3 separate regions of the Homo sapiens genome follow, and regions 1 and 2 are each linked to region 3. The links are chromatin contacts, found by Hi-C or POLR2A ChIA-PET in ENCODE. All regions are on one chromosome and are shown on one strand. Each heading gives the region's core, a stretch centred on a gene start or an enhancer-like site at or near the end of the contact. The rest is flanking DNA. Distances are from core to core; before and after follow the strand shown. Region 1 holds the start of LINC01861 (long intergenic non-protein coding RNA 1861). Region 2 overlaps LARP1 (La ribonucleoprotein 1, translational regulator). Region 3 overlaps GALNT10 (polypeptide N-acetylgalactosaminyltransferase 10).

Region 1 (2,700 bases), core at 150-2,649, 490 kb before region 3:
AAGCACGTAACTTACATTAGTAAACCTGGCTTTTAAGAGTTAGCACAAAAATATTAGCTATTATGATACCACTAAGTTGGAATTTGCGACAATTCATACAGAAAATAGATTTTTCTTACCCTAAGAATGTCCTGTGTTGTAACTAGTGAAAATTAAAGGTGGAGAAAATGTCAGGGAATGAAGCAGAGAGGAAAGATATCTTAAATATTTATGGCACGGCTCTTTTAAGCCTTTCACATGGAGGAGGTGGGGCTTGTACGGCATCCTCTAAGCTGAGTCCATTTTGGAGAGGTAGTGGAAGTGGGGAAGAGCATGAATGAGTAGAGAAAACTGGGCCAGTGTGAAGGGTCTGAAGGAGTCGCATCAAGCAGAGAGTGCCCTGTCTCGCCCAGCCAGACGACACAAAGCAGAAGATGGCATTTCAGATGCCCTCCAGCTCAGCAAGTCTCTACTCCTCCATTCGCAGAGGTTCTTTGTCACAAAGAGAACCTCCTAAGCCACAAAAGGAACTTAATGGAAAGATGCTGGAATGTTCAAGAAAGGAGGTGGGCTGGCTCCAGGGGTCTAGGCAGCAGGGAAGGCTGTGTGGGCCTTCTTACCAGAACATTGCCATGGAATGGGATTTGGCTCCAGAGACCACTATGATCAGAGTCTTTCCACTCCAAGTTTCCAATTCCCAGTGTCTTACCCTGGGTTAATCAGCTATGGCAAGGGAAGCAGGATCCGACAGTATGGGAGTGGCTGCTGTTAGCTCATCCGACATAAAGAGACAACTGTAGAGAAAGAAAACGAGGCAGAATTGACACAGAGAGGCAGCAGTGGGCAGGGAGCCCTTACATAGTGAAGGTCCTGGCCAGGTCCTCCTCCTCCCTCTCCATTGTCACAAAAACTGCCCTGCACTGGGTGGCGCAATGGAGTTCCAGAGAATTTAATAAGCAAAATGTGTTTATTATTCATCTATCACGTGCCAGACAGTGTGTTTAGCACTACAGATACAGAAATGAATGGACACTCCATTTCACAGCACAGGAGTACTTAGTGGTTAAGAGCCCCCAACTGGGAATGACAAAGATCAGGGTTCAAATTCCAGTTCTACCCCTTATGCATTGTGTAAATTTGGCCCTGTCTCCTCAAGCTACAGTGAAGACTGGCTAATAATTGTGCCTACCTTACAGGTCATTATAGTTCATCACAAGGATTTAACAAGAGAAGGTAGACAGTCCTCATGAGATGCCTTACACCTAGCGAGCACTGCATATACTTGGCTGTAACTCCGACTGTAACAAAAAAAAAAAAAGGACTTCCCTGCCAACTTTACCTGTCAGTGCTAGAAGAGACTGTATATTCTTATTCCAGGGTATAGGCAGATGTCCTGCCCAGTGGGATCCAGCCCCACAAACATCAGAATCACCTAGGAAACCAGTCAACAATGCAGCCCCCAGCCTTGCTCCCAGATTGTCTGATTCAGGACATCAGGAGAAAGGTCTGGAATCTACATTTAAAGCTTCCCCTCACAATCTAAGTGATTTTAATACATAATTATTATGAGTACCAGTGTTCTAGACTAGAAAATCCTCTTACTTGAAGGCAAGGAAACTGACAATGATGGAAAGAAAACAATTCGACTTAAGATCTCACAATGAGAATTACTGGGCAAATTAGTTTTCTATTGTTGTGTAACAAATTACCACAGACTTAGTGGCTTAAAACAGTACGGTAAAACTATTTTTTCCTAGTTTCTGTAGATCAGAAGTCTAGGCATAAGATGGCTGAGCCCTCTGCTGTTTGGTCCCAAAAGGCTTAAATTAAGGTGTTGGGCTGCCATCCTTTCTACAGCTCAAGGATCCCCTTTCAAGCTCTCATGGTTGTACGCAGAATTCCATTTCTTGGGGTTATAGGACTAAGGGCTCTGTTTCATGCTGGCTATCAGCCAGGGGTCACTCTTAACTCCTAGAGGCACTCTCCGGCCTTTCCATGTGGCCCCCTCCATCTCTAAAAGCCAGCAATGGAGAATCTTCTCACATTGAATCCTCCCCATGCTTTGAATCTCTCACTTTTCCCATCTTTAACCTCTAGTCTCAGATGTAAAGGGCCGATATGTAGTTAGGTGAGGCCCAACCATTTGATTAACTCAAAGTCAACCAGTTACTACCCTTTATAACAGCTACACAATTGCTGTATGCCATAACATAACCCTGGGAGTGACAGCCTGTGATAATCACAAGTTTTGCCTACATTCAAGGGAAGGAGGTTTTACAAGGGTGAGGGTCATGGGAGGTCATTTTAGAATTCTGCCTACTACACTGGGAATATAATCTAAAACTCAGACAAAACACAGCTTGTCAGTCATGCAGAAGTCACCACCCCTCACATTACAGCAATAGCTTCCTAACCTCTAAATCAACATTTGTACCTCCAAACCAAATAATACAAGAAAAGTTCATCGATGTAAAATGTAGCTTATAACTGTTATTTCAAGGCATTGTAAGCACATAGGTTGTCGATGTATTGAACAGGCACTTTCTTTGGTGTATCTCGGTGAAAAAATTGACAGTCGAGCTTACTCACCAACCCTTGCCTGTGTCCAACAAACACAACTGAAATGGAACTTAAACTGACCATCGTAACCAACCACTCACAAAATCAAGTGCTCAAACAGAAACAGATGGGAATGACAAAGGAACCTAACCTAGTACAGGT
Region 2 (2,700 bases), core at 79-2,578, 400 kb after region 3:
AGCCTCCCACATCAGGGTAATGGAGTCAGGTGTGCGTGTAGTTGTGTGTGCCTAGCAACCTGTCTGAGACGATTGGCTTCTGAAGTCCAGGGCCTAGGAAAGCCCAAGGGAGCCCCGCAAGCTGATTGTGCATAGCTCATTTGTTTAACTGGGAATCATCATCATACCTACCTTCTGGGCTCACGCCTGTAATCCCAGCACTTTGGGAGGCCGAGGCGGGCGGATCACGAGTCAGGAGATCGAGACCATCCTGGCTAATATGGTGAAACCCTGTCTCTACTAAAAATACAAAAAAATTAGCTGGGCATGGTGACACACACCTGTAATCCCAGCTACTCGGGAGGCTGAGGCAGGAGAATGGCGTGATCCTGGGAGGCGGAGCTTGCAGTGAGCCGAGATGGCGCCATTGCACTCCAGCCTGGGTGACAAGAGTGAGACTCCGTCTCAAAAAAAAGGAAAAAAAAAACGGAAAAATAAATGAGCTACTACATGTAAAAAACTTTGGCATCATGCAAAGACATTGTAAGGCAAGCTTGTCCAAAGGACGGCTTTGAATGCGTCCTGACACAAATTTGTACTTTCTTAAAACATTGAGATTTTCTTGCAATTTTTGTTTTTTAGGTTCATCAGCTATCATTAGTGTTAGTGTGTTTTACGTGTGGCCCAAGACATTAATTCTTCCATTGTGGCTCAGGGAAGGCAAAAGATTGGACACCTCTGTAGTAAGCTCTCAGTAATTGATTGCAGTCTAGTGGAGTTGAGATACACACAGATGCAACCATTTCAGGCGGTAGTGAGTACCCTGAAGATCTTAAATTGTAGACTGAGTTAGAACTTGATCCAGAGTTGCTGGTTTTGTGGCACTTTACATTGGGCAGTCAGGAAGCCTCCTGAGGAGAATTTATATTGAGATCTATGACTAGATCTGAGGAGTCAGTCATCTTGCTCTTCAACATTGTGACCTTGGGCGAGTCCCTTCCTTCAGTTTCATTTTCTGGACAACTGGAATAATTGTGTCTTTTTGAGATAATTAAGTAAAATCATACACAGCAACTTAGGTCAGTTTTTGGTACCTAGTCTTTATGCAGTAAAAGGTGATTATTATTACTGTTCTAACTAGAACCAAATGTGCTCTTTAGAAAAGGCTGGGTTAGGGAGCTGGCACTTGGAGGCCAGGAGCTTTAGTGGCCGCTGATATATTTCAGCTGTGTTGATTATTGATCAGCTTTGAAGCAAGATTTCAGGGACTGGTACCAGCAGTGGGAGTGGCCACAGCCACCCGAGGGTGGCTGGGTCCACATCTGGGCGGGGAGAGTGGGAGCACTGGGCCACCTGGGTCACCACAGGCTAAAGATAGTCAGCTGGGGCTGGGCCTGGGCTGGGCCAGGCTGGCCAGCATCATGTGACTGGAGCCTGGCCCACCCTTGCTCCTCCTCCCGGGCCAAGGGGATGCAGACTCTGCATTCCTGAGCTGACTGGTGGTCTGCAGCTTCCTTTCAGTGGGAACTCAAGATGATCTGACCTGAACATTTCTCTCCTTCCCTTTCTCTGCCCACTCCTCTCCCTAAGAATGCCCTTCCAGCCCCTCCTGCATTTCATCCGCAGGTCTAGGGAAATTTGGGTGGGAGGACTGGGCAGAGAGGCCTCTGAGAGATGGTACCGACAGCAGCAGCTGGTGACCAAGGTGAGGAGGGCTAACATGGCATTCTCTTTACTCCATAGAAGAATGTTCCTGCTTAGGGGGTCCTGGGGTCAGTCAGTATGGGAGGAAAGGCCTGTGGGTCTCCAGGCTCCCCTCTATGACTCCACCCCATCCCCAGGATGAATGACAGCTGAAAGTAGCCAGGCTTTTCAGTTAATCTGTCCCCAGGCTGGCCTGGGAGGGACAGGCACAGGTGGGTAGTATAACCCAGGCACTCTTTCCTGCCTGCCTCACCCTCCCTTCAGATGGTATTGCTGCCTTCCACAGTCAGGGTCCCTGGACACAGGCTTAGGGAGATAGTGGTGGCCTTCCTTATATCTGGGGGCTGAGGGTGGGGCACAATCCATGTCAGCTGGATCCCCCTGAGCAGCCTCTGGGAGAACTGAGAGGAACTGGGAGGTGGGTCTGGAAGGAATGTCTCTTTCTTCATAGTGCTGCCAGTGCCAGAGTGCTGGAGTTAGACTCAAACTGGGTGTGCTTGGTGGTAGTTTCCCTTGCCTCTCTGGGTAGGGAAACTAGGCACTTCCAACCACCGAGGTGCCACTTGTCCAGCTGTTAGCTTAGGCTTCCCTGCAACAGGCTTTGGTTTTCCCCAGTATGTAGAATGATGCCCAGGCATCCCTGCTATTGAGAAACTGTCCTGTTGGCTACAATAAGGTTGTAACTTATACCCCTTAGCTTCTCTTCCACCTCCTTTTAGTGGTTAAGAGCACAGGTTTTAGAGTCAGACTGCTTGGCTCCAAATCCTGTTCCTCTCTTTGCTGGCTGTTATCTTGGCAAATAACCTTTCCACCATGTGTCTTGGGTTCCTCGTTTTAAAATGGGACCAATGAAAGAAACTAATTCAACACGATCAAGATTAAGAGAATCCATGCCCAGAGTTTAGAACAGTGTGTGGTATCTAGTAAATGCTCACTACATATTATTTACACGTGTAATTCGTGCATCTGCGATTTGCTGCTAGCATTTCTTGTGCTTTGGTGAGAAATCTCAGTGGT
Region 3 (2,700 bases), core at 187-2,686:
AGAAATATTCTAGCTGTATTAATCCATTCTCACACTGCTATAAAGAACTGCCTGAGACTGGGTAATTTATAAAGAAAAGAAGTTCAACTGACTCACAGTTCCACATGGCTGGGGAGGCCTCAAGAAACTTACAGTCATGGCAGAGGGGGAAGCAAACACATCCTTCTTCACAAGGCGGCAGGAGAGAGAAGTGCTGAGCAAAGAGGAAAAAGCCCCTTATAAAACCATCAGATCTCATGAGAACTCACTCACTATCATGAGAACAGCAGCATGGGGGTAACTGCCCCCATGATTCCATTACCTCCCACCAGGTCTCTCCTATGACACCTGGGGATTACGGTAACTACAGTTCAAGATAAGATTTGGGTGGGGACGTAGCCAACCGTATCACTAGCAACGTGGGATAGGAAGTATAGCTATCACTCCATTGTTTAGATGGGGAATAGGGCTCAAAGAGGTTAAATCAGCACTGTCCAATATAATACAAGCTGCATATGTGATATTATTTTCTAAGGTAAAGAGAAACAGGTAAAATTCATCTTAATAATGTATCTTATTTAAACCAGTATACCTCAAATATTATCGTTTTAACATGTAACCAACACTTTAAAATTATTAATGAGTTCTTTCATACTCTTTTCATCCTAAGTCTTGGAAATCTGGTGTGTATCTCACACTCACAGCACATGTCAGTTCATACCAGTCACATTTTAAGTGCAGAGTCATCACCTGTGGCCAGTGGCTTCCTTCCTGGGTAGCACAGGGTTAATGGTTAAACGCTGCATCTCAGGTCACACAGCAGGTTAAGGAAAGCAGAAATGAGAGTGAGGGTTCCGAATTTCTCACGCCCTGTTCTTTGCATGCATCACCTGCTTCTCGAGTGTTCCTGCCTGCCTGGAGGCAGTATATTGTGGTGGCGAGGGGTGTGAACTGTGGCTTAGATTAGAGATTCACATCCCAGCAGTGCTGCTTTTTAGCCATGGGGCCTTGAGCAAGTTCCCTGTCTGCACTCCAGTTTTACATGTGTAAAATGGTGATGATAATGAGGCCTGCCACATGAGGTCGAGGTGAAGAGTAAATTCATTTTATTAATAAATTAGCTCCGTACAGCACCCGGCATATTCAAGCCCTCAGTAAATATTCAGGGGCTCCCCTTTTAAAGGAGTCCTGCCTGTGCTGTAAAGGCTCATCTGCTACTGGAAGGAGGAGCTGCTTGGGCAGCTTTTGGGTTGACTAAGAGCTTATTCGATCAGCCTACTTCCCATGAGCTTGCACTTCCAGGGACCAGGAGGGGGAATGGAGGTTGCTGCTGGAATGTTTGGATTTGAGGGTTTGGAGTTTTCCAGTGCATCCAGACAAGGATGCAGCCACTCTGATAGCTTTTCACACAGCAAACGCTGGTTGGCCCCTACCAGGTGCCAGTCTTGTGCGAGATACCCTGGGGGACGCTGACAGTCAGCAGCATGACGTTTCCTCACTTAGCACGGTGCCAGGCGGACTTCCTGTTCCCGTGGGTACTGCATGATTTGTCGTCTCTGTGTCCTTGCTGACGTTTTATCCTCCCCTCAGTGCCTTTCCCTCTCCCAAATTTCCTCTTGTCCAAACCCACTTAAATGCCACCTCCCCTGAGCCTCATTCCTTGACCCTTGCCCCAGCCATCCTCCTTACCCCAAAAGCTGGAAACAGACACACTCCTTTCAGATTCCTGTAATGCTGTCTCTACCTCCCGGAGTCCCTTATGCACCCTCTGTCTTGAGGGGGCTGCCCCACTACACCAACATCTCCTGAAGGACTCTCATTGACCTCGAGATTCTTCCAGCACCTCCCTCACAACTGGCATGGGATGAACAAACTCATTAGAGAATGAATGAATGGAGTTAATCTTATCTCCCAGTTTAACTGAAAAGACAGAGACAGTGGCTTCTTCTGTAAACACCACAGCAGAACAAACGTCCATGCTGGCCTACTGAGTAATAGTTGTCAAAGGAGCATGTTCAAAAACACAGAGCCCTAGGCTGCCTCCCGCAAGGATTGTTTCAGCAGGTCTGAGGTGGGGCCCAGCGAGCTGTATATTTTTTCATCTCTCTAAGAGATTCTACAACACAGACAGGCTTGGAGAGACCCCCAACTTGGACCATTTAACTAGTGAGAGGACTAACATGTACATATTTATGATGCAGCTACAGGGCCCATGTGGACAAAGTACTGTGATTTCATTTCACAAGTACTCTTAGGTGTTAATTGTGTAAAGGAACTTCGGGTCCCATTTGGTTAAAATGTAGCTCTTATGAAAGGAAGTTGTAGGAAAGAAAGGGGGATGCCTGGAAGGGCCTTGGATTCCCTGGAAGACACTTGGACTGTGTTCAGGGAGCAGCATGGAACACCGCCGCTGGGGGAATGGCATTATCGGGCCACATGAGAGCATGTGGCCAGGACATCTGCACCTTCACACCATGTTCTTCTTCTCTGACAGGTCTCCCGTGATGGCCGGTGGACTGTTCGCCGTGGATCGGAAGTGGTTCTGGGAACTCGGCGGGTATGACCCAGGCTTGGAGATCTGGGGAGGGGAGCAGTATGAAATCTCCTTCAAGGTGAGCCAGCTCTCCAGACGCCCCGTTCTTGGCACAGCCTCCTGAGTGCCTGTCCCAGTAGGTGTCTCAGCTTCTGCCTGAGCTTGGAAAGACTGGAGGCCTCAGGGTT

The links. A loop is a pair of places that touch in the nucleus more often than their neighbours do. ChIA-PET counts read pairs that join two places held with the same protein, here RNA polymerase II (POLR2A). Pooled maps may share reads with other maps.
Region 1: a pooled map shows a loop between it and region 3 (4-fold over the local background). The contact joins the promoter of LINC01861 here to the enhancer-like site in region 3. A Hi-C loop is called at or near these places in 1 of 37 single-sample maps with no recorded cell type and 2 of 50 pooled maps. POLR2A ChIA-PET finds 5 or more read pairs at or near these places in 1 of 52 experiments (H1).
Region 2: a map with no recorded cell type shows a loop between it and region 3 (15-fold over the local background). The contact joins two enhancer-like sites. A Hi-C loop is called at or near these places in 3 of 37 single-sample maps with no recorded cell type and 4 of 50 pooled maps.

Annotation. Positions count from the first base shown.
Region 1 is chr5:153,897,588-153,900,287 of GRCh38, forward strand. LINC01861 (long intergenic non-protein coding RNA 1861) reads right to left here and starts at 1,400. Exons shown (of 4, transcript NR_146729.1): 1 at 1,319-1,400; 2 at 600-773.
Region 2 is chr5:154,781,148-154,783,847 of GRCh38, forward strand. All of the region lies in intron 1 of LARP1 (La ribonucleoprotein 1, translational regulator), which reads left to right. Among named protein-coding and RNA genes, the nearest start is that of LARP1, 27 kb to the left of the region's middle. RefSeq lists enhancers at 838-1,464, 1,142-1,241. Within about 2 kb of position 1,329, at least 7 of the 41 ENCODE cell types and tissues checked have a DNase peak (open chromatin) inside an H3K27ac peak, as active enhancers do.
Region 3 is chr5:154,383,840-154,386,539 of GRCh38, forward strand. GALNT10 (polypeptide N-acetylgalactosaminyltransferase 10) reads left to right here. Exons shown (of 12, transcript NM_198321.4): 7 at 2,474-2,591. Among named protein-coding and RNA genes, the nearest start is that of MIR1294, 38 kb to the left of the region's middle. RefSeq lists an enhancer at 1,016-1,165. Within about 2 kb of position 1,437, at least 6 of the 41 ENCODE cell types and tissues checked have a DNase peak (open chromatin) inside an H3K27ac peak, as active enhancers do.